Regions from separate parts of the Homo sapiens genome. Here region 2 is linked to region 1. A link is an interaction called in ENCODE POLR2A ChIA-PET data of the cell type or tissue named here. Cell type or tissue: PC-3. All regions are shown on one strand. Links, peaks and the distances in the headings refer to the core of each region. The heading gives the core; the rest is flanking DNA. Region 1 overlaps PPP1R9A (protein phosphatase 1 regulatory subunit 9A). Region 2 has its middle 53 kb from the start of PEG10.

Region 1 (16,363 bases), core at 6,890-11,889:
ATACACCATGGAATACTATGCAGCCATAAAAAATGATGAGTTCATGTCCTTTGTAGGGACATGGATGAAGCTGGAAACCATCATTCTGAGCAAACTATAGCAAGGATGGAAAACCAAACACTGCATGTTCTTGCTCATAGATGGGAATTGAACGATGAGAACTCTTGGGCACAGGGCGGGGAACATCACACACTGAGGCCTGTAGTGGGGTGGGGGGTTGGGGGAGGGATAGCATTAGGAGAAATACCTAATGTAAATGATGAGTTAATGGGTGCGGCAAACCAACATGGCACGTGTATACATATGCAACAAACCTGCACATTGTGCACAGGTACCCTAGAACTTAAAGTATAATTAAAAAAAATTAAATTAAATTAAAAAAAGAAACTCTTCTCTGTAATAATCACAGCAACTTGTAACAACCTCAATTTTGCTTCATGACTGCTATGAAAATATGGACACTAGTGTGAAAAGACAAGAAATACAAAATTGTATTAGAATATATGTACATATGTATGTATAATAGCCTAAGATGAAGACTTCACCTGAAAATAACACCAGCTGGAGGTTGAAAAGAAAATTATCTGTAATACAAGGTGAAAATATGCCCACAAGATAATTATCTGTAATAATAAGTTTTTTTTAAAAAAAACGTAGGCCAGGCACAGTGGCTCATGCCTGTAAACCCAACACTTTGGGAGGCTGAGGCAGGCTCATCAGAGGTCAGGAGTTTGAGACCAGCCTGGCCAACATGGTGAAACCCCATCTGTACTAAAAATACAAAAATTAGCCGGCTGCGGTAGCGCACTCCTGTAGTCTCAGCAATTCAGGAGGCTGAGGCAGGAGAATTGCTTGAACCTGAGAGACAGAGGTTGCAGTGAGCCGAGATCGAGATCTTGCCACTGCACTACAGCCTGGGCGACAGAGTGAGACTGTGTCTCAAAAAAAATAAATAAATAAGTACACTGGGCCCCCTGCCTAAGAAGGTTTATGGGAACAAGGGTACCCTACTCAACAGAAAGAATGTGACATCTGAGACCAAAAACCTAAGCTTCTAGCTCACATTTTCTTCTTTAAGCTAGATACAAATGAGATGATGAAAAACTGTGAGCAAGCAACCATCTCCCATTATTCTCTAGCACAGCTGCACAGCAATTTACAAATATTTATTCACTTGCTTATTATCTCTTCCACTACACTGAAATTCCTGGAGATAAGGACGGCCTGTTTGTTCACCTTCAAATAGGCAGTGGTAAGTTCAGAGCGTGGCACACAGATGCCACTCAACAAAGATTAGTTATACAAATATATGACTCTTCTATATGCATTTTTAAAATTATCTGATGGTAGAGATCACTTTCTTATGGTCAGTGGGCTTTGAGTAATATTCAATATTTTTATCCTTCTCATAAGAACCCAGATCAAAGAAGTTATTTTTATGTACACTGTCACAGTAACATACTCCATAGTTGTGCGGCACCTCAGAGATAAGGTAGGCCAGGATTTTTCAAAAAGCAAGTTATGACTCAGTAAGGGTTATGAAATCAATTTAGCTCATGTCCAACTTTTTCTAAAAAAAAAAAAAAACACTAAACTGGGCATGGTAGCATGCGCCTGTAGTCCCAGCTACTTGGGAGGCTGAGGTGAGAGGATTACCTGAGCCCAGGAGGTTGCGTCACCACACTCTAGCCTGAGCGACAGAGTGAGACCCTGTCTCAAAAACTGAATATTTTATAAACAGCTAGAAAAGTATTAGAATGTACTGTACAATGTAAAAGTAAGTACTATTTCATGAAACTTTTATTTTATATATATAACTGTAATATTAATACAATATTAATACACACACACGCACATAAATGTGCCAATGCACTGCTTAGAGCAAGCTTGTCCAACCTGTGGCCCACGGGCCGCATGAGGCCCAGGGTGGCTTTGAAAGCGGCCCAACACAAATTCGTAAACTTTCTTAAACATTATGAGATTTTCTGTGATTTTTTTTTTTTTTTTTTTAGCTCATCAGCTATTGTTAGTATATTTCATGTGTGGCCCAAGGCGATTCTTCTTCCAGTGTGACCCAGGGAAGCCAAAAGATTGGACACCCCAGCTTAGAGTGTAGAGTTGTGGCCAAATTTTAAGAACAAGCATCAATCTAGACAATTACGCCAATGGTAAAAGAAGCATTAGTCTAGACAATTATACCAATTCACAAGTATTATGAATTTTCTGACTTAATATTTCAATCCTTACAGGTAAATACTAAAAAGGTACCCCAAAACCAAAAAAAAATACCTTTAACATTGTCAACCAAAGTAACATATACTCAACCATTCTTTTTCTCTTGTCAGATAATTGAGTTATGCCTGCACACCACCAAACTAGCATTTGGCTTTCACTATTTTAAATAACTGGCCATAGGACATAGGAGACATCTGCACAGTTACAATTAAAAACAAAAGCTGAGTAAAGAGCCTTACTCCTTCACCTAAGCCACCACAGAATTTGGTGTTTCCCCTGGAGAAAATTAAGAGGTAATAATGACACTTGCCTCATTGGGTATTCAGAGATCTTCCATGGGGTGACCTTGATAATAACAGATTACAAGTAACTCTAAGTCAACTGAAAACAGCTTTCTAAAAAACTTTTTTTAAGTCCACACTATCTAGAAATAACCTAAAATTACTGTCAAAGCTTTGCATCCATTTGCTAAGTAGCATTTAACATTAGTGCTTATTATCTTTTGTAAAAACCTAAGGGTGATACACTCAAACCACAAATCCCATTGAGAGATCTCCAAGAAAATTCACAGAGACAGCACTGATTAACAGCTACACTCTCCTATAAAGACTCACTAATGGAGATATACAGGATATACCTGGCTATTAATAAACTGAATTTAATACAATTTATTGCAGAAAAACTAAAAATGTAATCTGGCACTACAAATATATGACAAATCTGATTAACAAAATAAAAGAGTTTGCTCAAACAAGTAAACTCTAATAGTAAACCAACTGTCTCTCCCTTCAGAATTTGCCCAGAAAGCACCATAAACTTGATCTAAACAACTCAAATTCTATCACTACAAATGTTGATGTTGGCTGGACATGGTAGCTCATGCCTATAATCCCAGCACTTTGTGGGGCCAAGGCGGAGGAATCACTTGAGGTCAGCAGTTCGAGACCAGCCTGGCCAACATGGCAAAACCCCATCTTTACCAAAAATACAAAAATTAGCTGGGCCTGGTGGCACATGCCTGTAATCCTAGCTACTCGGGAGGCTGAGGCAGGAGAATAGCTTGAACCCAGGAGGCGAAGGTTGTAGTGAGCTGAGATCACGCCACTGCACTCCAGCCTGCGCAACAGAGCGAGACCGTGTCTCACAAAACAAAACAAAAACTGTTGATGTTTTAAGAAGAAGCACTACTCTGAACATCTAAATTAAATGGATTCTGGAAAATAAATCAGTCTAGAATTTTCAGAAATGTTGAAAAGTTGAAACAGTATTCAGAATACTTACACTAGGTCATTATTTCATTCTAAATATGACTGGTGTTTATTTTGGGAAAAGCACTCAGCGAAGAAACCACTGAATGAAAATGAATGCAGCCCACAAAAAAAAGATCAAGATAGAAAAAAGTGTCGAGAAATGAATTGGCAATGTAAAATTTTTAAGCAGCCTCCAAGAAAAGGAGTAAGTTTTTAGGAAAAATACTATCATGCCTAGAATTATTTATCAGGCTTTCATAACTTTACTGAAGGAGAATCTGTAATATTTATTCAGTCTTTCAAGCATTTATTCTTTCAGTAGCCATTTACATGTCACATAAAAATTTAGTCTACTCTATAATCATAAATCAATTAAAAACATGCAGGCTCTATATTTAGTAGATAGCCATAATTTGGCTTTTTGGTACAATTCAATCTCAGGTAAACTGAAACAATTTACTCTCCTAGATTATTCCTTAGCTAGGTATCTTATAAGAAATCACTTTATGGCCTAGGAGAATTATGCCACTCCCCATTCCCTATCCCTCAACGTTCACAGGCTTTGCATCACAATCTACTTTGAAGACACTGGAGCTAAACACTCACTTTATCCCCTTCATATCAGTCACCACAAGAAGCCCAAGATGGGCCGGGCATGGTGGCTCACGCCTGTAATCCCAGCACTTTGGGAGGCCGAGGCGGGTGGATCATGAGGTCAGGGATTCAAGACCAGCCTGGCCAATATGGTGAAATCCCATCTCTACTAAAAATACAAAAATTAGCCGGGCATGGTGGCACGTGCCTGTAGTCCCAGCTACTCAGGAGGCTGAGGCAGAAGAATCGCTTGAACCTGGGAGGCAGTGGTTGCAGTGAGCCGAGATCACGCCACTGAACTCCAGCCTGGGTGACAGAGCAAGATTCCATTTCAAAAAAAAAAAAAAAAGAAAATGAAAAAGAAGACCAAGATACCCAAGTCATCCTTCACCACCTAGCCTCTTATCACCATAACATTCTCTATATCCCCTGATTTGGCCTCATATCCCAACCATCCTCTCAGGAACTCATTGTCAATTGTCTACAGATTGATAAACAGTCTGACTTGTTAATCTTCAATTTAATTATCTCCTCTAAATTCTCTCCTGAACTCACCCCATTCAAGCTTTTGTCCCACCTCTCCATGAAAATGACTCCATTCAAAGATTACCAATGTCTTCAATGTTGCTCAATGGTCAATTCTCATCTTAGTCGAACCATCAGCAACATTTAACAAAACTGATCACCCCATTTTCTTGAAACATGTTTCTTAACTTGGCTTTTGGGGAACCATCTACCTCAGCTATTCTTGATGGTCACAGTTGCTCTTCTTGGTCTACTTTGCTGATTCCTTGTCTTCCCAGCCCCTCAATAATGGAGAGCTCTGGGGCTTGTGACTCGAATCTCTTCTTTTCCTATATTCACTCTCTAGTGACAACTGCCAAATTTCTCTTCAACCCAGACATCTCCCCTAAACTGCCTTTCGAACACCTCAATTTGAATGTCTAACAGGCACCTCAAGTTTAATATGTAAAAACCATATCCTTGATCCCCTCTTACTCCCACAAGCCCCCATATCCTTCAGTCTTCCCCACTGTAGGGAAAGGCAATTACAGGATTCTAGCTGTTTAGACCAAAAACCTGGCTGATATCCTTTACTCTCATATACCATAGCCAATCTGTTAGCCAAGTTGGATCTACCTTCCCAATATATCGCAACACACACTTACTTATTCAATTCTCATTTATTCTCTAGATCCCCAGCAAGAATATAACCTACATAAAGAAGGGACCATGTCTGTTTTGGTCACTGTAGTATCCCCAATACCTAGAATAGAGCCTGACACCAAGCAGATACTCAATAAATACATGTAGAGTGAATGATTAATAAATAAAAGATTCCAGATCCTTGATTCCATTCAAAATAACAGCCATCCCATCAAAGTAAAACATTCCCTGAGGCTGAAGTTAAAACAGCCTTACTCCCTGCTAAAAAGAACCTCTTTTATTTAATGAACACATATATTCACCAACCACAACCAGTCAAAACAAAATATGCATTAAGAATAAAACATGTTAGGCTGAGATAGGTGGATCACGAGGTCAGGAGATCGAGACCATCCTGGCTAACACACTGAAACCCCGTCTCCACTAAAAATATAAAAAATTAGCCAGACGTGGTGGCACATGCCTATAGTCTCAGCTACTCGGGAGGCTGAGGCAGGAGAATCGCCTGAACCCAGGAGTCAGAGGTGCAGTGGGCCGAGATCACACCACTGCACTCCAGCCTGGGTGACAGAGCGAGACTTCATCTCAAAAAAAAAAAAAAAGAATAAAACATGTTAAATATAACAGATAATGTATTATGCATGACTCACCAAAGAACTAAAATCCAACATAATAAACAATGCCGTAATAATTTTTGTATTATTTTATGTTATTAATAATTTAGTAGGTATTTTAGTTTTCTGTCCTGTACAATACCAGTCATCACCATACTTGACAGATAACAGATAATTTCCCAAATAAACTTTATATCATAAGCCCTTATCAGTCTCTTTTAAAGACAGAAAGTGATTAACTCTGTTAATCAATGCTGGCTAAAAAAAATACAGGAGCACTAACCATTTTGTAACCAAACCTGAACACACAATCCCTGATATAGAGACATAAACTTAATAATGACCCAACATTTAGAGAGAAAAGAGAAAGTAAAGAAAGAGGAAGACAGAGAAACCGGGGCTACTTTCTAAAATAGTAATCACTAGGGGAATGAATAACCTGAAATTGTACCTTTATAATTGAGAGGAAGGGGTTAAAAATGTACAATTAATAAATTACTGGTTTTTATGAATGACCAGTGACATCTTCTGAGAAGACCCCAATCCAGCTAAGCAAAGATAACCTATTTCTTTCAAACTGATTTGGGATATATTTTCCCACAGAAACAAAAATATCAACTCAATAAATGGAAATTGTACAGTTAATACTTAAAGTACATTTGGGTGAAAAATATTTGTGAACTGGCCTGGGAACATAGCCAGTAATTTTTGTACTGCTTCAATAAGGAAAAAAAAAATGTGTTCTGAGTTCCAAACAGCTGTCTTACACATAAACTTCTGAAACACAACTAGCTCATGTTCTGGAAACTGTGTATACAGGTTATATTTCAAGGGATTCAATTTGGCCCACAGCATTTCTGAATATGTTTAAGAATGAGTCACTTTACACTAGACCTCTTCCACTCAGATGCAGTTTCAAAGACCTCTAGCTTCAAGGATCTTAATCCTTAAAAAAAAAAAAAAAAAAAAAAAAAAACAAAAAAAAACTACAGCCTGTCCAGAGGTAAATGGAAATGTTGAACATTTTATAAATCTGCAGCAAAGCTAAAAGAACAGCTTCAAGCTACCAGGCTACTTTTCTTCATCTATGAATAAACTAGAGTAAACTTCCTTTATCACAGTGATTCATATCAATTTTTAGGTTATAGCACAATGTCACTGCTTATTTGATTTTGAGACCAGAGTATGTTATATACTAAGATTCTTCTAAAGACTGCAACACAGTATTTTTTTTCCAAATTAAGAGAAGAGTTCATTTTTTCAATAATTTAAAAATGCTAGCTAAACTTATCTGAAAAGCTCCCTAAGGGTCCTGAAAAATATGGATTAAGAATCATTTATATATAGGGACATATCAGATACTATAAACTTTCCTCTCAAATTCTATTACTGCTTACCAGAGCCCAGGATCTTAAAACTACAATCAATTTCCTGTATGGTGTCTATATTTCCTCAAATTAAAACACCATTTCTGTTTTCTCTTCTCTATAACTTTCTCTTCTCTATAACTTGTCTTGACTTATTTATGAGTTATTTTAATGTGCCTCTACTGAACAACTCAAATAGCTGACTTTAGTGATTGAAAATGCTGTTATCCAGTCAAGACCAGCTTGACTGTGGCAAAGACATTTATGTACGTTTCCCAGGAGTTAAGAAAATAAAACAAGAAGCGTCAATGTTTTTTTAGAAGAGAAACAAGAATGAAACTGTGTTGACCTGACGTAACTAAAGAGACCCATCACTGCCCCAGTGTTTCTTAGATGAATTAATCAGAAGAAAAGGACATGCTCTTGTTCTTTTTCCAACACCTTCCTCTGATACATCATCCACTCTCACACTACAATCCAACACAAAGATCTATTTTTATTGGACAGCTCGTTCCATTTGGATGTCCTGTCATCAAACTCATTGCAATATATAAAGATAACACTCAACTTATCCAAAACTAAACTTACCATTTCATCTTATAAAACTATTCTCCTAATTTCCATTTCTCTATCTATGATTATCCTGGTGTCTCTGGCTAGGAACTTGTTTACCATTTACATCAGAAATGCCGAGACTGCCTTTAAAAATGCAATTTCTGTCCTCTTACCCAACCTGCCAAAATCAGAACCTTACCAAGCTCCTTAGGCGATCCTAATACACACTCAAGTTTCAGAACCTCTATCTCAGATTCATCCTTAACTCATGCAGTTCATCCAATATCACATCCTTCATCTCTCAAAGCCTACTATTGTTGCCAGAGTGCAGGATCCTAAAACCACAATCAATTTCCTAAATGGTGTCTACATTTCCTCAAATTAAAATTTCTGAGGTCAGGCATAGTGGCTCATGCCTGCAATCCTAGCACTTAGGGAGGCTGAAGTGGAAGGATTGCTTGAGCTCAGTAGTCTGAGACCAGCCTAGGCAACATAATGAGACCCTGTCTCTACGAAAAATAAAAAATTAGCTGGATGTGACAGCATGCGCCTGTAATTCCAGCTACTTGGGAGGCTGAGATGGAAAGATCACTTGAGCCTTGAGGTTGAGGCAACAGTGAGCTATGATTGTGCCACTGCACTCCAGCCTGGGCAATAGAGCGAGACATTTTCTCAAAAAAAAAAAAAAAGAAAGAAAGAAAAAAAATAAAATTTCTAAAACACCACTTTTGTTTTCTCTGTTCTATAACTTGACTTATATACCATAAATAAAGGTCATCTTCCTAATTCTGACACTATCTAATCCCTATCTCTCTCTTGTCCCCTATGAATTATCTACTCTGATTACAAATGTTCATTCAACATGCTAATTCCTATCTCACTTACTATATTCATTTTAGTCTGTCATTCTCCACCACCAACAGTTCAACTCTCCAAAATCTATAACGTTCACTTTTTTTCTTATCCATCTATTCTTCAAGGGAATGCTTAAGTCCCAAACTCGCTTTTTGGTTCTCAACACATGACATCATTACAATTCAAGGCATTTTTTTAGCCTATCATTCTCTCTACATCTCCTAAACAATAATCTTATTAAATCACTTTTTAAAAATAAGCAGTTCAGCCCTTTTCAACTCTAGTTTATAACCTAAGGTAGAAAATAACTTAGTAAACAATAACCAAAATATAAAAACACATTATTTTTATGATGTGGTAGATATATTTCTTGCTTCAATATTTTGTGGAGGTTTCTTGTTTTCACAGTATTTAAGACAAGGGACAAAATCTCATAAAGCAAAAAAGTGAAGGAAGTGAAATCTCAGCATTGTTTTAAATGACTGAAACATCCTGGAAAAGTACGAAGTAATTTCTACTTCCGGTTTTTAAAAATATATTGTGTCCAGGAAGTCATTATTTCCTTACCATTAAGAATCTATTCATTCCATTGGTCTTTATAACTGTTATGGAATGGAAAGAACATGAAACTTGGATTCAGTAAGAGTGTATTAAATTTAGAATGGGATGACTTTTTGACAAGATCCTCTAACTCTCTAAGATCCAGTCTCCCCATCAGTAACATGGTAGTTACCAGGTCCCATGACTTGGCAACACTTAATAGTCAGATCACCTAAATCCTAAAATGTTCCAGGTGCTCTCAACCTGTCTTCAGATTAATCTTCCTCTAGGCTGCCAGTGTACACCTACTGCAAATCTACTTAATCGGCCATTCATTCTCTTCTTGCTCAGAAAGGCCAGTTCCTGGGAAGAAAACTCAAACCCAGGAAACACAGCTGGAATAAGTTAGTATCCTAGTCACTGTGCTAATGCTAGCAAAATCATAAATCTATTATTCACGGGATAATGCTTAGCTACTTGTGACAAATTGAAGGTTGAGAAAATATTTGCACAAAGAACCATCATACCAGCTGAGTCAGGGCCAAGGTAGAGGTCACTGCTAGAGAACAAGAAGCCTGTCACATTTGCAGGGAAAAAAAAAAAAAATTGGTCCTAACAGCATAAGTTAGGAATGCATTGTTTCATCTAAGAAAGGTTGTTGCTTTTCTCTCTGGTCAATGTTTGATTTGCATTAATGTAATAAATCATGAAAGTCAAAATCAATGTGAATCTTATCCACTTACATAACTAGAACTAAAACTTAGATAAACTACCTAATAAAAATAACAAGACCATATATACACAGTACAAAAGACCAGTAATAAGTACAGTACAATACCAAGGTTGTATGAAAAAACAGACAACTGCTTTTATGAATTAAAATTAGGCATTATTATTCACATCCCACAGCCACCTTCTATGTGTGCCTGGGTCATCATGGCCATAACAGAAATATCTCTGTATTTTAATTTAGAATCAACTCATTATGAGAATACAAACTGGGTAATAAGTTGTACTGAAGTATGTAAATAAATTGCATAAGGAGAGTTTGTAATGATGGAAGCCTTCTTCAACACAAAGCTTTAAATCAGGTTTTAAAGGAAATGACTATGAAAGCAAAGGGAAAAACTTAGGAAGAAAGAATTCTTATATCCTAACCAATTTAAAAATCCTGAAAATCTCAATAGATTAACAAAGTTCAATGTATTTGTCTTCTGAATAGCACTGAAGAGATTGTTAAAATACTTCAACTAGATTACTATGTCTATGAGTTGAAACAGCAACTTTCAGCACACCTTTTTTGGTTATTGCTTTGTTTGCTTCTCCGCTGACCTGCAATCACATGCAAACACTCCTATATAAAGACTACTGTGAGTACCACAGACTGACCCATACAGAGGGTTCCAAAGGTACATAATTTCACCTGCTAGCAACAAAAAGAATAGAAAACTGTGAATTCTCAAGATGATCTCAAAGAGTTTTGAAGATGACTACGATAGTCTAAATAAGAGTTAAGAGTTATTTTACACTTAATCAGTTTGTTTCACATTCTTTTGCAATGAGAAAATAACTAGGAAATCTGGCCATGGGTAATAAAGAAAAAAAGCGTTGCAGTCTTTTCTTGCTTGGTCATCTTTAGCAATTCATTTATCCAAAATTTCAAGCATGAAATGATTACCAAGTAGCTTTTGTCATAAAATGCCATTTGCCCATTAATACACTTGGCTGACTACCTGAGGATTACTTAAATGTGATTTCTACCAAGAAATCTTCCTAGACCTCCCCCACTGCACCCTGACCCCCAGTGGGAGGCTCCTCAGTGGTCCACCACTAAGTGATTATCACTCTTGAGGCACTCACCACACTGGCTTCTAACGGTTGACTTACAAGTATTGCTTTTTTTTCTCTTTTGTCCCTTTCCCCTCTCTCCTACTAGACTCTGAGCTCATCTGAAGACAGACTATCCCCAAGTTCTTACACAAATTCTGCCACAGAGTAGACACTTGACAAATGTTTGCTGAATGAGAAAGCATAGAGAGAGGGTGAGGACGCTAAAGACCACAGAGATCTTCCAGTTGTTGAACTTCCACTTACTATGTAAGAAATTAGAGGTACAGAAGATTTAAATACTAAAGCCATGGTTAGAAAACCCATTTCCACTACTCAAGGATGCTTCCTTATGTCAGTTCTTTATATACAGAATACAGAACCCTGTTTACTCTTAACAATGTAAAATTAAGTAGTCCCAGCTACTGAGGAGACTGAGGCAGAAGAATCGCTTGAACCCAGGAGGCGGAGGTTGCAATATGCTGAAATCGCACCACTGCACTCCAGCCTGGGCAACAGAGAGAGACTCTATCTCAAAAAAAAAAAAAAAAAAAAAGGTGGCTGGCAAGATGGTCAAATAGGAACAGCTCCAGTCTGCAGTTCCCAACAAGGTCAACACAGAAGATGGGTGATTTCTACATTTCTAACCGAGGTACGCAGCTCATCTCATTGGGACTGGTTAGAGAGTGGGTACAGCCCACAGACAGTGAGACAAAGCAGGGTGGGGCATGAGCCAAAGCAGGTTGGGGCATTGCCTCTCCCGGTAAGTGCAAGGGGTCAGGGAACTCCCTCCACTAGCCAAGTGAAGCCGTGAGGGACTGTGGAGTGAGGAACGGTTCACTCCAGCCCAGATACTATACTTTTCCCATGGTCTTTGCAATCTGCAGACCAGGAGTTTCCCTTTGGTGCCTATGCCACCAGGGCCTTGGGTTTCAAGCACAAAACTGGATGGCCGTTTGGGCAGACACCAAGCTAGCTGCTGGAGTGTTTTTTCATACCCCAGTGGCACCTGGAATGCCTGTGAGACAGAACCGTTCACTCCCTGGAAAGGGGGCTGAAGGCAGGGAGCCAAGCAGTCTAGCTCAGTGGATCCCACCCCCATGGAGCCCACCAAGCTAAGACCCACTGGCTTGAAACTCTCGTTGCCAGCACAGCAGTATGAAGTCGACCTGGGACACCCCAGCTTGGTGGGGGCAGGGGTGTCGACCATTACTGAGGCTTGAGTAGGCGGTTCTCCCCCTCACAGTGTAAACAAAGCCACCAGAAAGGTCGAACTGGGTGGGGCCCAACACAGCTCAGCAAAGGCACAATAGCCAGACTGACTCTCTACATTCCTCCTCTCTGGGCAGGGCATCTCCAAAAGAAAGGCAGCAGCCCCAGTCAGAGGCTTATAGATAAAACTCCCATCTCCTTGGGACAGAGCACCTGGGGGAAAGGGTGGCTCTGGGCGCAGCTTCAGCAGACTTAAACACTCCTGCCTGCCAGCTCTGAAGAGAGCAGGGAGTCTCCCAGCACAGTGCTTAAGCTCTGCTAAGCATCAGATTGCCTCCTCAAGTGCGTTGCTGACCCCTGTACCTCCTGATTGGGAGACACCTCCCAGCAGGGGTCGACAGATACCTCATACAGGAGAGATCTGACTGGCATCTGGAAGGTGCCCCACTGAGACAAAGCTTCCAGAGGCAGGAACAGGCAGCAATCTTTGCTGTTTGACAGCCTCCACTGGTAATACCCAGGCAAACAGGCTCTGGGGTAGACCTGCAGCAAACCCCAGCAGACCTGCAGCAGGGGGGCCTGACTGTTAGAAGGAAAACTAACAATCAGAAAGGAATAGCATCAATATTAACAAAAAGGACGTCCACACAGAAACCCCATCCAAAGGTCAACATGAAAACACAAAGGTAGATAAATCCACAAAGATGAGGAAAAACCAGCACAAAAAGGCTGAAAATTCCAAAAACCAGAATGCCTCTTCTCCTCCAAAGGATCATCACAACTCTTTGCCAGTAAGGGAACAAAACTGGATGGAGAATGAGTTTGACGAATTGACAGAAGTAGGCTTCAGAACATGGGTAATAACAAACTCCTCCAAGCTAAAGGAGCATGTTCTAACCCAATGCAAAGAAGCTAAGAACTTTGAAAAAAGGTTAGATGAATTGCTAACTAGAATAACCAGTTTAGAGAGGAACATAAATGACCTGATGGAGCTAAAAAACACAGCACGAGAACTTCGTGAAGCATACACAAGTATCAATAGCCGAATCGATCAAGCAGAAGAAAGCGTATCCAAGATTGAAGATCAACTTAATGAAATAAAGCATGAAGACAAGATTAGAGAAAAAAGAATCAAAAGGAACAAACAAAGCCTCCAAGAAATATGGGGCTATGTGAAAAGACCAAACCTACATTTGATTAGTGTACCTGAAAGTGACAGGGAGAATGGAACCAAGCTGGAAAACACTCTTTAGGATATTATCCAGGAGAACTTCTTAACCTTAAATGTAAACAAGTTATATGCCACAATTAAAAGACACAGACTGGCAAATTGGATGGAGTCAAGACTCATCGGTGTGCTGTATTCAGGAGACCGATCTTATGTGCTAAGACACACATAGGCTCAAAATAAAGAGATGGAAGAATATTTACCAGGCAAACGGAAAGCAAAAAAAAAGCAGGGGTTGCAATCCTAGTCTCTGATAAAACAGACTTTAAACCAACAAAGATCAAAAGAGACGCTCACGCCTGTAATCCCAGCACTTTGGGAGGCCGAGGCGGGTGGATCACGAGGTCAGGAGATCGAGACCATCCCGGCTAAAACGGTGAAACCCCGTCTCTACTAAAAATATAAAAAATTAGCCGGGCGTAGTGGCGGGCGCCTGTAGTCCCAGCTACTTGGGAGGCTGAGGCAGGAGAATGGCGTGAACCCGGGAGGCGGAGCTTGCAGTGAGCCGAGATCCCGCCACTGCACTCCAGCCTGGGCGACAGAGCGAGACTCCGTCTCAAAAAAAAAAGAGACAAAGAAGGGCATTACATAATGGTATAGGGATCAATGCGACAAGAAGAGCTAACTATCCTAAAAACACATGCACCCACTACAGGAGCACCCAGATTCATAAAGCAAGTTCTTAGAGACCTACGAAGAGATTTAGACTCCCACACAATAATAGTGGGAGACTTGAACACTTCACAGTCAGTATTTGACAGATAAACAAGACAGAAAATTAACAAGGATATTCAGGACTTGAACTCAGCTCTGGACCAAGTTGACCTAATAGGCATCTACAGAACTCTCCACCCCAAATCAACAGAATATACATTCTTCTCAGAACCACATTGCACTTATTCTAAAATTGACCACATAATTGGAAGTAAAACACTCCTCAAAAAATGTAAAAGAATGGAAATCACAACAAACAGTCTCCCAGACCACAGTGCAATCAAATTAGAATTCAGGATTAAGAAACTCACTCAAGAGCTTGCACTGAGCCAGGATCGCACCACTGCACTCCAGCCTGGCAACAGAGCAAGACTCCACCTCAAAACAAAAAAAAAGAAACTCACTCAAAACCACGCAACTACATGGAAACTGAACAACCTGCTCCTGAATGACTACTGGGTAAGTAACAAAATTAAAGTATAAATAAATAAGTTCTTTGAAACCAATGAGAACAAAGACACAAATGTACCAGAATCTCTGGGACACAGCTAAAGCAGTGTTTAGAGAAAAATTTATAGCACTAAATGCCCACAAGAGAAAGCAGGAAAGATCTAAAATTGATACTCTAACATCACAATTAAAAGAACTAGAGAAGCAAGAGCAAACAAATTCAAAAGCTAGCAGAAGACAAGAAATACCTAAGATCAGAGCAGAAATGAAGGAGACAGAGACATGAAAAACCCTTCAAAAAAAAATCAATGAATCCAGGAGCTGCTTTTTTGAAAAGATCAACAAAATAGACCACTAGCCAGACTAATAAAGAAAAAAAGGGATAAGATACAAATAGACACAACAAAAATGATAAGGGGGATATCACCACTGATCTCCCACAGAAATACAAACTACCATCAGAGAATACTATAAACACCTCTATGCAAATAAACTAGAAACTCTAGTAAGAAATGGATAAATTCCTGAACATATACACTCTCCCAAGTCTAAACCAGGAAGAATTCGAATCCCTGAATAGATCAATAACCAGTTCTAAATTGAGGCAGTAATTAATAGCCTACCAACGAAAAAAAGCCCAGGACCAGACGAATTCACAGCCAAATGCTACCAAAGGTACAAAGAGGAGCAGTAACCATTCCTGCTGAAACTATTTCAAACAACAGAAAAAGAGGGACTCCTCCCAAACTCATTTTATGAGGCCAGCATCATCCTGATACCAAAACCCTGCAGGGACACAATAAAAAAAGAACATTTCAGGCCAATATTCCTGAAGAACATCAATACGAAAATCCTCAATAAAACACTGGCAAACCAAATCCAGCAGCACATTAAAAAGCCTATCCTCCATGATCAAGTCAGCTTCATCCCTGGGATGCAAGGCTGGTTCAACACAGGCAAATTAATAAACGTAATCCATCACATAAACAGAACCAATGACAAAAACCACATGATTATCTCAATAGATGCAGAAAAGGCCTTCAATAAAATTCAACACCCCTTCATGCTAAAAATTCAGTAAACTAAGCATTGATGGAATGTATCTCAAAATAAGAAGAGTTTTTTATGACAAACCCACAGTCAATATCATAATCAATGGCCAAAAATTGGAAGCATTCCCTTTGAAAACCAGCACAAGACAAGGATGCCCTCTCTCACCACTCCTATTCAACACAGTATTGGAAGTTCTGGCCAGGGCAGAAAGAAATAAAGGTATTCACACAGGAAGAGAGGAAGTCAAATTGTCTCTGTTTGCAGATGACATGACTGTATATGTTGTATATTTAGAAACCCCAGGGTCTCAGCCCAAAATCTCCTTAAGCTGATAAGCAATTTCAGCAAAATCTCAGGATAAAAAAATCAATGTGCAAAAATCACAAGCATTCCTATACACCAATAAGAGACAAACAGAGAGCCAAATAATACGTGAACTCACATTCACAATTGCTACAAAGAGAATAAACTACCTACGAATACAACTTAAAGGAATGTGAAGGACCTCTTCAAGGAGAACTACAAACCACTGCTCAAGGAAATAAGAGAGGACACAAACAAATGGAAAAACATTCCATACTCATGGATAGGAAGAATCAACATTGTGAAAATGGCCATACTGCCCAAAGTAATTTATAGATTCAATGCCATCCCCATCAAGCTACCATTGACTTTCTTCACAGAATTAGAAAAAAACTACTT
Region 2 (16,363 bases), core at 5,352-10,351, 260 kb after region 1:
TTAAAAGAACTAGAGAAGCAAGAGCAAACAAATCCAAAAGCTAGCAGAAGACAAGAAATAACTAAGACCAGAGCATAATTGAAGGAGATAGAGACACACACACACAAAAACCCTACCAAAAAATCAATGAATCCAGGAACCAGTTTTTTGAATCAAATAATAAAATAGATCATTAGCTAGACTAATAAAGAAAAAAAGAGAATCAAATAGATACAATAAAAAATGCTAAAGAGGACATCACCACTGGCCCCATGGAAATACAAACTACTATCAGAGAATAGTATAAACAATTCTGTGCAAATATACTAGAAAATCTACATGAAATGGATACATTCCTGGACACATACACCCTCCCAATACTAAACCAGAAAGAAGTCAATTCCCTGAATAGACCAATAACAAGTTCTGAAATGTAGGCAGTGATAAATAGCCTACCAACAAAAAAAGCCCAGGACCAGACAGATTCACAGCCAGATTCTACCAGAGGTACAAAGAGGAGTTGGTACCATTCCTTCAGAAACTATTCCAAACAATTGAAGACGAGGAACTCCTCCCTAACTCATTTTACCAGGCCAGCATCATCCTGATACCAAAGCCTGGCAGAGACACTACAAAAAAGGAAAACTGCAGGCCAATACCCCAATGAACATAGATGTAAAAATCCTCAATAAAATACCAGCAAACCGAATCCAGCAGCATATTAAAAAGCTTATCCACCACAATCAAGTTGGCTTCATCCCTGGGATGCAAGGCTGGTTCAACATATGGAAATCAATAAACGTAATCCATCACATAAACAAAACCAATGACAACCCACATCATTATGTCAATAGATGCAGAAAAAGCCTTTGATAAAATTCAATAACTTTTCATGTTAAAAACTCTCAATAAACTAGGTATTGATGAAACATGTCTCAAAATAATAAGAGCTATTTATGACAAACCCACAGCCAATATCATATTGAATGTGCAAAATGAAAGCATTCCCTTTGGAAACAGGCACAAGACAAGGATGCCCTCTCTTACCACTCCTATTCAACATAGTATTAGAAGTTGTGGCCAGGGCAATTAGGTAAGAGAAAGAAATAAAGTGTATTCAAATAAGAAGAGAGGAATTCAAATTGTCTCTGTTTGCAGATGACATGATTGTATATTTAGAAAACCCCATCGTCTCAGCCCAAAATCTCCTTAAGCTGATAAGCAACTTCAGCAAAGTCTCAGGATAAAAAAATCAATGCGCAAAAATCACAAGCATTCCTATACATCAATAATAGACAAACAGAGAGCCAAATCATGAGCAAACTCCCATTCACAATTGCTACAAAGAGAATAAAATAACTAGGAATACAGCTAACAAGGGATGTGAAGGACCTCTTCAAGGAGAACTACAAACCACTGCTCAAAGAAATAAGAGAGGACACAAACAAATGGAAAAACACCCCATCCTCATGGATAGGAAGAATCAATATCATGAACATGGTCATACTGCCCAATGAAATTTATAGATTCAATGCTATTCCCGTCAAGCTACCATTGACATTCTTCACAGAATTAGAAAAACTACTTTAGATTTCATATGGAACCAAAAAAGAGCCTGCATAGCCAAGACAATCCTAAGCAAAATGAACAAAGCTGGCAGCATCAGCTACCTTACTTCAAACTATACAAGACTACAGTAACCAAAACAGCATGGTACTGGTACCGGTACCAAAACAGACATATAGATCAATGGAATGGAATAGAGACCTCAGAAATAACACCACACATCTACAACCATCTGATCTTTGACAAACCTCACAAAAACAAGCAATGGGGAAAGGATTCCCTGTTTAATAAATGGTGTTGGGAAAACTGGGTATCCATATGCAGAAAACTGACACTGAACCCCTTCCTTACATCTTAAACAAAAATTAACTCAAGATGGATTAAAGACTTAAACGTAAGACCTAAAACCATAAAAACCCTAGAAGAAACCCTAGGCAATACCATTCAGGACATAGGCATGGGCAAAGATTTTATGATGAAATCCTCAAAAGTAATTGCAACAAAAGCTAAAATTGACACATGGGATCTAATTAAACTAAAGAGTTTCTGCACAGCAAAAGAAACTATCATCAGAGAGTACAGGCAACATACAGAATGGGAAAAAAGTTTGCAATCTACCCATCCGACAAAGGACTATGGTATAATATCCAGAATTTACAAGGAATTTAAACATATTTACAAGAAAAAAACAACCTCATCAAAAAGTGGGCAAAGGGTATGAACAGACATTTTTCAAAAGAAGGCATTTATCCAGCCAACAAACGTATTTAAAAAAAAGGTCAACATTACTGATCATTAGAGAAATGCAAATCAAAACCACAATAAAATACCATCTCATGCCAGTCAGAATGGCAATTATTAAATAGTCAAGAAACAGAGCTGGCGAGGCTGTGGAGAAATAAGAACAACTTTTTACGTTGTTGGTGGGAATGTAAATTAATGTAATAAAAATTAATCAACCATTGTGGAAGACAGTGTGGCGATCCCTCAAGGATCTAGAACCAGAAATACCATTTGACCCAGCAATCCCATTACTGGGTATATACCCAAAGGAATATAAACCATTCTATTATAAAGACACATGTACACATTTTTTTTTATCTTCCCCAATTTAAGTCTTTTAATTTAGAAGTAAACTTTAATGTTGAAAATGCAAACTTGAGGAGGGCAGAAAGATCACACACTAGACTGCCACTTCACACCTGTAGAGTTGCACTGGGGTGGGACAGAGGCGCTCCTCACTTCTCAGATGGTGCTACAGCCTGGCAGAGGCGCTCCTCACTTTCCAGAAGGTTCCAGGGAGAGAAGGTTAGCACACGTATGATTATTGCAGCACTATTCACAATAGCAAAGACATTGAACCAAATGCCCATCAATGATAGACTGGATAAAGAAAATGTGGTACATATACACCATGGAATGCTATGCAGCCATAAAAAGGAATGAGATCATGTCCTTTGCAGGGACATGGATAAACCTGGAAGCCATCATCCTCAGCAAACTAACACAGGAACTGAAAACCAAACACCACATGTTCTCACTCATAAGTGGGATTTGAACAATGAGAACACGTGGACACTGGGAGGGAATAACACATACTGCTGGGCGGGGCCTGTCGGTGGGGGGAAAGAGGACGGAGAGCATCAGGACAAATAGCTAATGCACATGGGGCTTAAAAGCCAGGTAACAGGTTGATAGGTGCAGCAAACCATCTTGGCACACGTATACCTAGTATACCTATGTAACAAACCTGCACGTTCTGCACATGTATCCTGGAACATAAAGTTAAAAAAAAAAAAAAGAAAAATTCAATAAATTAAGGAAAAATAAAATCATACAAATAGAGAAAGAAGCAACCCTTGACAACCAGAGGGCCGCCAGATATGGTTTTCAAGTAAAAACAGAATAGTGTGTCAATTTGTTCCAGAATATTAAAGATTATAGTGAGGGATAAAACTTGAGTGTACATAGCAAGTTGTATAAGGTTTGAGAAAAATGAATTTTATTTACCATACTTTATAATATCTTAGTCTAGGAAAAAAGATGAAATATATTAAAATTTGGAGGAAGTTTGCTTAATTTTAATGGGTTTATTTATAAAGATATTTTAATATCCTTTACTGCAAAAGACTACATTAATGCAATCCTGGAATTTTATCTTCTCCCTGTTAAAACATAAATTGATCTTGAAATATTTAATCGGCTTTTAACAAAGGGAATAAGATTATTTTTTACCGTCTGTGTAATCTACAGAGTTAGCAGGAATTCTGTATATCACCAGAATAATTTCCTGAAATTTGTGCTGATTTTATTTTGTTATCAATTTTTTTAAAGTTCATCATTTCAGGAGAACTAAAGTTTCTTATAATTGTGTTACTTTCATCTTTTATAAAATATTGTTACTTTATGTATAATTAAGCTATAATCAGTCATTGCTCACAGGCAACTGTGATACTGTATCAATCAAATGACCAGATCTTTTCTGATAATTCTGTTTCTTCAAGATCAGATTCTAAACACAGAAAAAAAAAAGAATAGATTGTCTTTTTGTTTTTTCATTGTGGTAAAATATACAAAACATAAAATTTGCCACTTTAACCATTTTTAAATGTGCAGTTCTGTGGCATTAAGTACATTCACATGTTTGTGCACCTGTCCCTACCATCCATCTCCAGAACTTTTTCATCTTCCAGAACTGAAACACCATACTTATTAAACAATAGCTCCCATTCATCTCTCCCAACAGCCCCAGCATCCACCATTCTACTTGCTGTTTTATACATTTTATTATTCTAGATAGCTTATATAAGTGCAATCATACAGTATTTGTCTATTTGTGACGAGTCTTACTTAGCATACTACACAAAAGCTTTCCATGTTGAACGTAGTCTAATCTATCTACTTTTTTTGTTGTCTGTGCTTTTGATGTCATATCCAAGGAGTCATTGCCAAATCTGATGTCATAAATCTTTCCTCCTATGTTTTCCTCTAAGAGTTTTATAGTTTTAGATTTTGCTGCTTGGACCTTTGATTCACTTTAAGTTAATGTTTATATATGGTATAATGTAAGAGTCCAACTTTATTCTTCCGCATGTGGATATCCAGTTGAAATAGATAACCATTTGTCGAAAAAAAAAATAGAATGCTTCGCAAATTTGTGTGTCACACTTGTGCAGGGATCATGCTAATCTTCTCTATATTGTTTTAATTTTAGTACACTTGCTGCTGAAGCAAACTCGAAGATGTTTTCTAAAATTACAATTATCTTTTAGATTGCCCAGGGACCCCCCTGGAAAATGCAGAAATCACAAAGATTTCTATATTTACTACATAAAAAGAGAGATGCTAGAAGTATTTTAGATTGCTTTGATATACCTCTGTTTCTGAATTCTGAAATATTTCTGAAGAATTGTCAAAATAAAAGCATAATTTTGGACAGATAACATGTTATTCATATAAAAATTTCTGAAATTGTACATTTTGCAAAATAGGTTGACAGGTTCAAGAGATTTGTTAATGACTTCATTTGTCCATAATGTGATTTTAATCCAAGGAAAAGCATTGAAGAAATTCTTATGAATTGGTTATGTATTGTACCCCCATGGAAAAGTTTACTCGCCTTTTGATATTGTTAGTTACTGGAATAAATCAATCTCATCCATTTAGTCATAGTATTATGCAGGCAGTTCTGCTTTGTTCATGATTGTAATACAAAAACTGGTATTCACCAGATCCAGAAGCTACACTATTAAATAGTTCTTCAAGGAAAAAACTTGAGAAAAAAATAATACATACATAAAAATATAAAAACACACAATGAGAAAAACAATAATACATCATCCAAGTATTGGAAAACAAGCACTGTACTCCTAAGAAATATTTTATTTATGGAAAGATCTTCAAAATAGCCTAAAAATACAAACCAGTTAAGTTTATAAAGCATATGCTAAAATTGCAAGGTTATGAAAGGCGTTTTGGTCTTTTTGATGCATAACATTTAGTTATGTATTAATATGTATTTTTAACATGCATCCAGTCCCCAAAGAAAACATATTTCATTTTAAATATTATTTTTGACAAAGCAGTTTTTGTCTTACACAATTTAAAGTAAATCAAGTGGCATTTTTTCTGAATAGAAAGACACCTAAATTTATATTGTTATAAAATAACATAATATTTTATATTATTCATATCTTTACATAGACATATATTTTATGTCTAAAAATATACATATATAAATACATATATTTATAATATGAATATAAAAATTTATGTAATATATTTTATATGAATTATATTGTTACATAGATAAATGATAAATATACACATTTCTATTTATATAAATTTACATATTTATATTTGTAATATAAATATATAGGACATTTATATAAATATAAACGTGTATTTATATTATAGTATTATTTATATATTTATATAGTACATATAACTATATGTAAATGTTATATATTTAAAAGTGATCAGTGACCCCATATTAATATTTAAAACTATTTTAGGTAAATGTTATTTGTATTCTTTATTGATATGCTAATATAAAATAAAATATTTTGCTTAAATTCAATTTTTTATTATCTACCATAGAAAACAGGCAAAATGGTTTTTAAAAACTTGAAGGAGACTTGATAAGCCAAATAGATTGGAAAGTCTTAGGTGGTGTAATTATGTAATGTTTATGGATAATTTTCTTTTCATTTTATTGCCCGTTTCACCATGTGCTGGATAATTTTCTTAATGAAAGCTAATAATAGGTTTATGTTATTTAAAGAGAAACTCCAACAACTTTTGTAGAAAATAACTATCAATAAAAAGAGGACATTTTGTAAACATATATAGATGAATTCTAATTGTGTCCAGGCATTCATAAAAGTTCATATCTGTGGCAAAATATCATTTTAAAAGTATTGAACGAAGCTGCTTCAGAAAAACCTGAATTTTAAAATTTTTGTTTCAGAAGAGTATTTTTATATCTTATTCATTTTACAATGCATATCAAACTGATATTCTTAACATTGTTTACCTTATTGTCATTCGGCAGCAGAAAATGGAAACATATATAGCCTTTGTAGTTTCAACTTAAGTAGGGGCAGGATAGCCTCTCTTTTTCTCCAGCCTTTGGTCCTCATGAATTCAAATGTTTTGTTAATGACAAATTCAGTATGCCTGAGGCTTTCAAGAATGTTAGTCTTCCTATTTTTATACTTAGGCAGTACTGCATGGCTTCTGAGCCTTTCCAAGTGTATTGTTTTTAATAATTTGTATGTACAATCAAAGAAACTTCAGGAAACAAGGTTGTTTGAGGATATTTTCTGTATTTCTTGGGTAATTGCTGAGCATCCCTCCAGCTTCAGAATGTACTATGGAAACCTCGTGTTTATCCACCTGCCCCTGCATGTGACCTCTAGATTCCAAAGAGTGGATTGAGGTGTCATTCCGAGGTCCAAGAGTTTACACAAGGCATATTTTAATTTGGTATATTCTCTATCTTAAATTAGTATATTCAGATCATGTTTAAGAATTTTGAGCTAGAGTTTATGCTATTTTTATGATACCACAAGAATATACATGGACATTAAGTTTAGTAATTACCAGAAGAAATGTTTGCAGAACAACAACAAAACAACTTTGGGCAACGATCATTCTTGAAGTTAATGTCGCTGATGCCACCTTCCCCACCCCCTGCTACAACCAATCAAATCTAATCCTGTTATTAAGTTTACAAATTTTTTAAAAACCCTAAGTTGATTACTGTTAATTTAAATATTCCAATAGTTTTTACTTTAAGTGATGAACAAATGGTATCATCGAGCAATGCCTAAAAAATGGAGGAGATGTTACTAGGCTTCAAGCCACTGCAAAGCCAGTTGAATTTCGGGTGCTAAAGCAATGATATTATTGTGGAAGTAAGGAATGTGCATATTGCACTAACGTGCTTTTATCAGAGAAAGAAATACAATGAAACTGTATTTCAGCAACATTTTTAGAAGAGTAATCTTCCTAGAGCCCTGGTATCTTCTATTTTCACTTCAGCTGTTCCCATTATTGACAATAACTGTTATAATCCTGATCCTAAACCTGGGAGTTCATGAATTTATTCATCACTTACATACAAGTTAGATTGTTGCTGTACTCCTGATGAGATAATGAGGGCCAAGATAAGGCAAAAGGAACAGAAAAGATAAGTTTAAAATATATTTAAGGTAGGATGTATACAATATGGGTACTGCTTGGAATAAAAAAAGAAAAGTAGATTTGGAAGCTTAAAATAGGGTATAATTGTGACTGACATACAAATACAAAATGAATACCTGTCAATGATTTTATTTAACTCATTAACTAATGAGGGACCCATAAATGTTACAATTGATCCAAATGAGTGTTAAAGAATATGCGCATATATAAGCAATAAGTATGTGGGAATTTATTTACAAATTGGTGTAAAAAGGTCTTATTCCATGGGAAGTAGAGAGAAATCAGTTTAATTTCCCTAAGACAAAATTAATTTGTGTGATTCTGTAGAGTAATTACTTGCATTGCTATCAGTTACTTACAACTTACAAGAATTATAAAATAACTCAAAGATGAGGAAAAATACAGAGAACCTATAGATCAGATGACAGTAATAATGTGCTTAGACAACTGCCTAGTTTTCCGCTGAAGACACCCAGTAATCCTTCTGGTTCATTACAAAGAAGAGAAGACATGAGCTTAATTTAAAAAAAAAATTTAAGTGTTCTCAGAGATTTTTAGAATAAATACTGATAAATATTCTTTATATTTGACGTCTGATAATTCTTTTTTTTTTTTCCAGAAAAGACTGAGAACAAGGCTTACCTGACATACAGTAAGACTCACTGAATGCTTTCTAGTATACCTTGAGAGAAAGGCTATTAATATTGCAAATCTTCTTATAAAGAATATATTTTGATGGAAGCTTTATTTAAGTCAATGATCCTTTTTCTGATTACAGCATTGCCCAGCTGTCTGTAATTTTCAGTCGCAAACATCCTCAGTCCCATCACTTTCAAAGCAATCTTACAAGCAGCAACAAGGTTCATTACCAAGAGAAATGGCAGTGAAGAGATGCAGAAGATGCACCCCAAAATATGTCATTTTGGCATATTGATTATTTTGAGCTGAAGACAATTAAGAAGAAACAGACATAAGAAAAACTCTCTTCCCTCCCTCATTTGATTAAAAGCAGAATGTAAATTTGTAAATGTGCCTCTCTCTCCTCTCCACCAGGAAGGACAGAGGTAATTATTGGAGACAGCTCTAGACCCTTATCAGCCTGGAGATTGCACTAGAGGAATCCATGTAACAAATCTTATTAATTAGCCCTTATCTTTCATTCATCCCCCCATATATTTGCCTTCCCATAATTTGCTGCCCTAGAAACTCAAAGTCCTTTTCCTTCATCTTGTCACATCTCTAAAATTTATTGTTTAAAATTTATTAAGATGCTATGTAAGCCCAAATGCTAACCATCCCTTTGAGTGCTCTTCTGTGTACGCATACTGTACATGTTAACAAACTTCTGTTTGTTCTTCTCTTATTAATGTGTCTTTTGTCAGTTTAATTTACAGGGCCCCAGCCAATGATTCTAAGAGGGGTAGAGAAAAGAAAAGAAAACTTTCTCCCCTACAAAAGGAGCAGCCGTTGCTCAATTTTAGCCATGACAGTTTCATCTTTCATCATCACCATACACCCTCTTGGCATGTTAAGTCCCACAACCTTCACCTTGTCAGCAGGGAGTGTTATCCAGATAGATCCATCCTCCGACACTGTGGTACCAAAGGTATTTCTTGATTTCTTCCCTCTAGCTAGTATTTCTCCATGAAATAAATTCCAAAATTACATAAACCCTACATGTCAGAGAAAATATATATTTTATGGCAAAAATGAGAGCATATTATTAACAAATTATGCTGAATAATAGCTGGCTTGACTAGATTCTATTGCTAAGGAATAAAGGTAAAGAAATAACTAGACAAGGCAGTTTTATACATGTATCCCAGTCATTCATTTAAGCAGGCACCTGCAATTCCTTTTACAATTGCAATGAAAGCCCTCAACAATCTCAACTATGTTTGAAAAAATACTTGGAGAACTTAGGTCAAATTATTAACTAAAATTAACTCCGGATAGTGGGTTTATGGTTTTTTTTTTAATTTGAGCAAGCTTTTATTAGTTTTTATCAGTTAGTTCTTTTGTTTGCTTCTGTTTTTAAGGAGAATTTAAAATTCTACCTGAAATCAGTAAACTAACGTCAGAAAAAATTTAATGAGAAAAGAGTGTTTTTCAGGAAGAACTGATTATCTCTGGCTAATTTTCTTTCCGCTTGTTAGACTTTATAAGTAAGTTATTTTGTTAAACCTTGATTTCAGTAAAAATTTCCTATAGTCAGTGGAGCGATGTAAAACAGTCTGGAGCAGTGATTTAGAATCTCAAATGTTCTGACGTGTCAAATTGAAGCCATGCTTGAAAAATCCATGTTACAGCTATTATGTTATTATTCAATGCTGCTCTTTGCCCTGGAAGGAAGACATGCATTCCTCACAATCTTAGGAGCCTGGAGAGCTGGCTACAACACCTTCGAAGATTACATTTAATTAATTAATTAATTTATTTATTTATGAGACAGAGTCTCGCTCTGTCACCCAGGCTGGAGTGCAGTGGCGCGATCTCAGCTCACTGCAACCTCCGCCTCTCAGGTTCAAACGATTCTCCTGCCTCATCCTCCCGAGTAGCTGGGACTACAGCTACACCATGCCAGCTAATTTTTTTGTATTTTTAGTAGAGATGGGGTTTTACCATGTTAGCCAGGCTGGTCTTGAACTCCTGACCTCAGATGATCTGCCTTACTCGGCCTCCCAAAGTGCTGGTGTGTCCGGAATTGATGGGTTCTTGGTCTCACTGACTTCAAGAATGAAGCTGCGGACCCTCGCGGTGAGTGTTACAGCTCTTAAGGTGGCGCGTCTGGAGTTTGTTCCTTCTGACGTTCGGATGTGTTTGGAGTTTCTTCCTTCTGGTGGGCTCGTGGTCTCACTGGCTCAGGAGTGAAGCTGCAGACCTTCACGGTGAGTGTTACAGCTCTTCAGGCGGCGCGTCTGGAGTTGTTCATTCCTCCAGGTGGGCTTGTGGTTTCGTTGGCTTCAGGAGTGAAGCTGCAGACCTTGGCGGTGAGTGTTACAGCTCATAAAAGCAGTGTGGACCCAAAGAGTGAGCAGTAACAAGATTTATTGCAAAGAGCGAAAGAACAAAGCTTCCACAGTGTGGAAGGAGACCCGAGAGCGTTGCCACTGCTTGCTCGGGCAGCCTGCATTTATTCTCTTATCTGGCCCCCACACACATCCTGCTGATTGGTAGAGCCCAGTGGTCTGTTTTGACAGGGTGCTGATTGGTGCGTTTACAATCCCTGAGCTAGACACAAAGGTTCTGCACGTCCCCACCAGATTAGCTAGATACAGAATGTGGACACAAAGGTTCTCCAAGGCCCCACCAGAGTAGCTAGATACAGAGTGTCGATTGGTGCATTCACAAACCCTGAGCTAGACACAGGGTGCTGATTGGTGTGTTTACAAACCTTGAGCTAGATACAGAGTGCCGATTGGTGTATTTACAATCCCTGGGCTAGACATGAAGGTTCTCCACGTCCCCACCAGACTCAGGAGCCCAGCTGGCTTCACCCAGTGGATCCCGCACCGGGGCTGCAGGTGGAGCTGCCTGCCAGTCCCGTGCCGTGCACTTGCACACCTCAGCCCTTGGGTGGTTGATGGGACTGGGCGCCGTGGAGCAGGGGGTGGTGCTCATCGGGGAGGCTTGGGCCGCACAGGAGCCCATGGAGGGGGTGGGAGGCTCAGGCATGGCGGGCTGCAGGTCCCGATCCCTGACCGGCAGGAAGGCAGCTAAGGCCCGGTGAGAAATTGAGCGCAGCGCTGGTGGGCTGGCACTGCTGGGCGACCCAGTACACCCTCTGCAGCCGCTGACCCGGGTGCTAAGCCCCTCATTGCCCGGGGCGGCAGGGCCAGCTGGCTGCTCCGAGTGCAGGGCCGCCAAGCCCACGCCCACCCGGAACTCCAGCTGGCCCGCAAGCGCCTCGCGCAGCCCGGGTTCCCACTGGCGCCTCTCCCTCCACACCTCCCTGCAAGCTGAGGGAGCCGGCTCCGGCCTTGGCCAGCCCAGAAAGGGGCTCCCACAGTACAGCAGTGGGCTGAAGGGCTCCTCAAGTGCCACCAAAGTGGGAGCCCAGGCAGAGGAGGCCCCGAGAGTGAGCGAGGGCTGTGAGGACTGCCGGCACACTGTCACCTCTTACTGGGATTACAGGCGTGAGCCACCGGGCCTGGCCGAGGATTACATTTTAATGAGGTAGACCAGGAATACAAAAAAGTCTTTCAGCTTTTCCTGTGCCTTTACATGTCTTACTGAAAGAGTGCTCAGAAATTATAATTTGGGTGTGTTAGGACTTCATTCTGTTAGGGATTCTAAAAAGTAATATATGATATGTAAAATGTGTGTAATCTATGGGAGTTGTTCATTTCTTTTTGTTGAATTTTAAGTGTTTGTTACATATCTTAGATAATATTTCTTTCCAGGTGGGTGTTTTGAAAATATTTTTCTTCTGGTCTGTGCCTTCTCCTCTTATTAGAATGAGAACCAATATCTTTTACAGAGTTTTTCTTTGTTTTTAAATTTCAATGAAGAACAGCATATTATTGCTCTATTTGAGAACATCTAGATTTTTTTTCCTGTTTTCTTTTAGTTTCATTGTTTTGTGTTTACATTTAAGTCTGATACATTTTGAGATAATTTTTCTTTTTTTTGAGACGGAGTTTCACTCTCGTTGCCCAGGCCGTAGTGCAGTGGCATGATCTTGGCTCACTACAACCTCTGCCTCCCGGGTTCAAGTGATTTTCCTGCCTCAGCCTCCCTAGTGGCCGGGGTACAGGCGCGCACCACCACACCAGGCTAATTTTGTATTTTTAGTAGAGACAGGGTTTCACCATGTTGGTCAGGCTGGTTTCGAACTTCTGACCTCAGGTGATCCGCCTACCTCAGCTTCGCAGAGTGCTGGGAATACAGGTGTGAGCCACCATGCCTGGCCTTGAGATAATTTTTGAGGAGTGTAATAACTATGTCTAGATTCTTTTTAAATTTTTTTTTGCATGTGGATGTCCAGTTATTACAGCACCATTTGTTAAAAGATTATCTTTTCTCCATTGTATTGCTTTTTATTCTTTGTGAACAATCAGTTAACTGTATTTTTGTAGATATTTGAGATTTGTGTTTGTTCCTTTAATCAATTTGTGGATTATTTTGCCAATACAATGTTTCGTGATTACTACAGATTTATAATAAGTATTGAAGTTGAGTAATAACAGTCCTCTTTCTTGTTCTTTTTCAATATTGTGTTGTTTTGATTTTTTTCTCTTCATATAAATGTTAGAAAGTATTCTCAAAATCCACAACATAATTTCTTTGGGTTTAGATAGGGATTGTGTTGATCTATAGATGAAGCCGAGAAATGACATCTTGACAATACTGAGTTTGCTTGTATATGAGAAGGAAATATTTCTTCTGTGAAATACAAACTATACTCTGAAATACACTGCTTCTCATTTGAATAAGAAGACGAGGCTCAGACTGGAAGAAAAATACTTTGAGAATACCTATAATATTGTATATGGTTATTGATTTTTTCATCAGAATTATATAGTTTTTATCAAAATGATATTGAATATATTTTTTTAGATTTATATGTTTCATTTTGAAAAGCACTAATTTAAATGTTAAGGCATTTAAAATTTCAAATTTGACTTGTTCATACCTGCTATATAGGAAACAATTTACTTCTGTATATTAATCTTGTGTTCTGTACCCTTATTATAATTGTTTATTAGTTCCAGATTTTTTTAGGTTGCTCATTTTGGATTTACTACATAGACAATTTAGTCATCTGCAAAAAATGGCAGTTTTATTTTATCCTTCCCAAACAGTATACACTTTGCCCCATATTATACTATTCAGATTTTCAGTAAAATGTTGAGATGGAATGCTGATAGAGGCCATCACTGACTGGATCCTGATCTTGGCAGGATAACTTCTAGTTTCTCACAGTCTAGGTTATGATGGTAGCTGTTGGCTTTTTTTTTTCTTGTTGTTGTTGTTGTTTGAGATGGAATCTCACTCTGTTGCCCATGCTGGAGTGCAGTGGCGTGATCTTGGCTCACTGCAACCTCTGCCTCCCGGGTTCAAACGATTCTCCTGCTTCAGCCTCCCAAGTAGCTGGGACTACAGGTGCCTGCCACCACACCTGGCTAATTTTTTATTTTTTGTAGAGATGGGATTTCACCATGTTGGTCAGGCTGGTCTTGAACTCCTGACCTCAGGTGATCTGCCCGCGTCAGCCTCCCAAAGTGCTGGGATTACAGTCATGAGCCACCGCGCCTGGCCAGCTGTTGGAGTTTTTAAAAAATATTTTGTATAAAGTTGAGGAAGTTCCCTTCTTTTCCTTCTTTGCCCAGTCTTTTAACCACGAGAAGGTACTAGATGTTTTCAAATGTTTTTTTCTCCATTTATATGCTCATGTTATTTTTCTTCTTTAGTCTTCATGGAATGGATTGCATTAATTGGTTTTTAAATGTTGAACCAGATTTGCATTATCTGAAATAAATCCAAGTTGGTCATAGTGTGTAATTGTTTTTGTACCTCATTGAATTTGAATTGCTAGTATTTTGTTGAGGTTTTTGCATGTACATTTATAGGAGATATTGGTCTGTGGTTTTATTTTATTGTAATGTCTTTGTCTGGTTTGATGTAGGTTAATGCTGGCCTCATATAAAGATTTAGGAGGTATTCTGTCTTCTCCTGTCTTCTGGGAGTTTGGCTACTGTCTCATGTCTCTTCACATTGCAGGGCTATTTCTTTTCCTCCTTCTTGGCTTCAGGAGTGTCCTGGGGTCTTTGCTATGAATGTTCCAATACCAGCAGGTCACAGAGCGATGGAGGCTTAGGCTGTGGCACAATCACAGAGACCTCCTGGAGCGGAGGACACAGGGCAGTGAAGCACTAACCCCAAGCTCTGGCTGGAGCGAGAGACAAAGGCTTTATGGGTTTTTAAAATCTTCTTTACAGTTCACTGTGCTCCCCAAATTTTGTACAATGAATTATATCAATGTTTAATTAAAAATAAAGGGAGCCAACCCCTCACAAAAATCTTCAAGGATGTCCTTGTAAAGCCTTAGAAGCAAAAGGAATGATGTAGACACATAAGGTAATATAAATCATGTCAATTTAATTTTTTTCACTGACATACTGCTATGTCAAAAAAAAACCCAAATATTTTTCTAAGTCACTAATACAGAAAACATTGTCTCATATTGGGAATACACTTGAAGAATCATGGAGCACCTGGTAAAAAAGAAGTAGTCGACTTTACAATAGAAAGTCTTGTATTCTCCTGGTAAATGCACAATTGTTATTCCAGCTTTGGCAATAGCAAGTATGCACTTCTGTTAAAGTTACCAAGTTACTTGCTCCCCAGTTTCTATGGTAACCTCTTTTTGTGGGGGTATATGTGTAAAAACATCATAAAATTAAGAATGGGGTTTCTTCCAGAAGTTCCACAGCATAGGGCTGAGAGGTAAGCGGTCTGTGTTTGAATTGACCTTAAAATGGATTGACACTTCTGGCCCCTTAGTAAGAATCGTAATATAATGTTCCTCCACTGAACTAAAAGATGATGTGGAAATGAGAAGAAACAGTCAATAAAGGATTTAACTACTTCAAAAAGGGAAACATAGAGCTTAAAACTGAGCATACTAATGGTCTAGAGCTGAAGAGCTGTGAAAGTCATTCACTCACAATGTGTCTTTTGTCTGCCCCTAGAAAGGAATGCATAGGTTACACACATAGACTCCCTTTTCTATGGTAACAGCAACTTTCCCCAGGGCAACAGGAAATAGGAAGGGAAAATATTTTTGCAGGCCTGACATTGGAGTTAAGTAGATGAAGTTTTTGGTAAATAACCAGGCTTCACCAGACTCTTAATCTCCCTTCACCAAGGACACTCTGCCCTCCTGCTCTTTCCTTTGTGTATTCAGTCAAAGCTTACTTGTAACAATCTGTCATAAATGTCCTTAGAAATATAAATGCTTGATTACAGGTTGTTACTTTAGGTATTTATTCACAATGGGGAATATGCTCATAACCACAAGGAAGGATGCTCCACAGGTAACACTTAAGGCATAAAACAGGTTAGTAAGGGAGATAGCAGGGTAAAGGGAATCCTGTGGTGAGCCTGGAATTAGGCTCCTAAAGCTGCCTTCTTTTAAAGCCATAAAGTTAATCCTATCCAGAAATACTTTTTTTTTCTATTTTTAATTGTGATAAAAAATCCAACATAACATTTACAGTCTTAACTATTTTTAGGTATAGCATTCAATAGTGTTCATTATGTTCACATTGTTGTGCAATGGATCTCCAGAATGTTTTCATCTTGCAAAACTGAAACTCTATATCCATTAAACAACAACCCCCCCATTTCCTGGTTCTCCCAGTCCCTGGTAACCATGATCCATTGTTTGTCTCTATGAATTTTTTTTTTAATAGAGACAGGGTCTCTCTATTGCCCAGGCTGATCTTGAACCCCTGGGCTCAAGTGATTCTTTCACCTTGGCCTCCCAAAGTGCTGGGATTACAGGTGTGAGCCACTCCACCCAGCCTGTCTCTATGAGCTTGACTGCTTTAGATATCTCATACAAGTAAAACCATGTGGTATGGTCTTTTTGTGACTAGTTTATTTC

Evidence for each region. Peaks named below come from ENCODE experiments on the same cell type or tissue, not always from the same donor. Only the 100,000 strongest peaks of a DNase experiment are listed, where the experiment ranks them.
Region 2: POLR2A ChIA-PET joins it to region 1 with 6 read pairs; 3 of 35 experiments call an interaction of 5 or more read pairs at or near these places.

Annotation. Positions count from the first base shown.
Region 1 is chr7:94,965,830-94,982,192 of GRCh38, reverse strand. All of the region lies in intron 2 of PPP1R9A (protein phosphatase 1 regulatory subunit 9A), which reads right to left. Among named protein-coding and RNA genes, the nearest start is that of PPP1R9A, 66 kb to the right of the region's middle. RefSeq lists an enhancer at 12,253-13,095. In PC-3, for the core only: no CTCF peak of the experiment used is centred there; a DNase peak (open chromatin) is centred at 9,692; H3K27ac peaks cover 3,112 bases.
Region 2 is chr7:94,700,825-94,717,187 of GRCh38, reverse strand. It overlaps the pseudogene RNU6-956P. Among named protein-coding and RNA genes, the nearest start is that of PEG10, 53 kb to the right of the region's middle. In PC-3, for the core only: no CTCF peak of the experiment used is centred there; no DNase peak of the experiment used is centred there.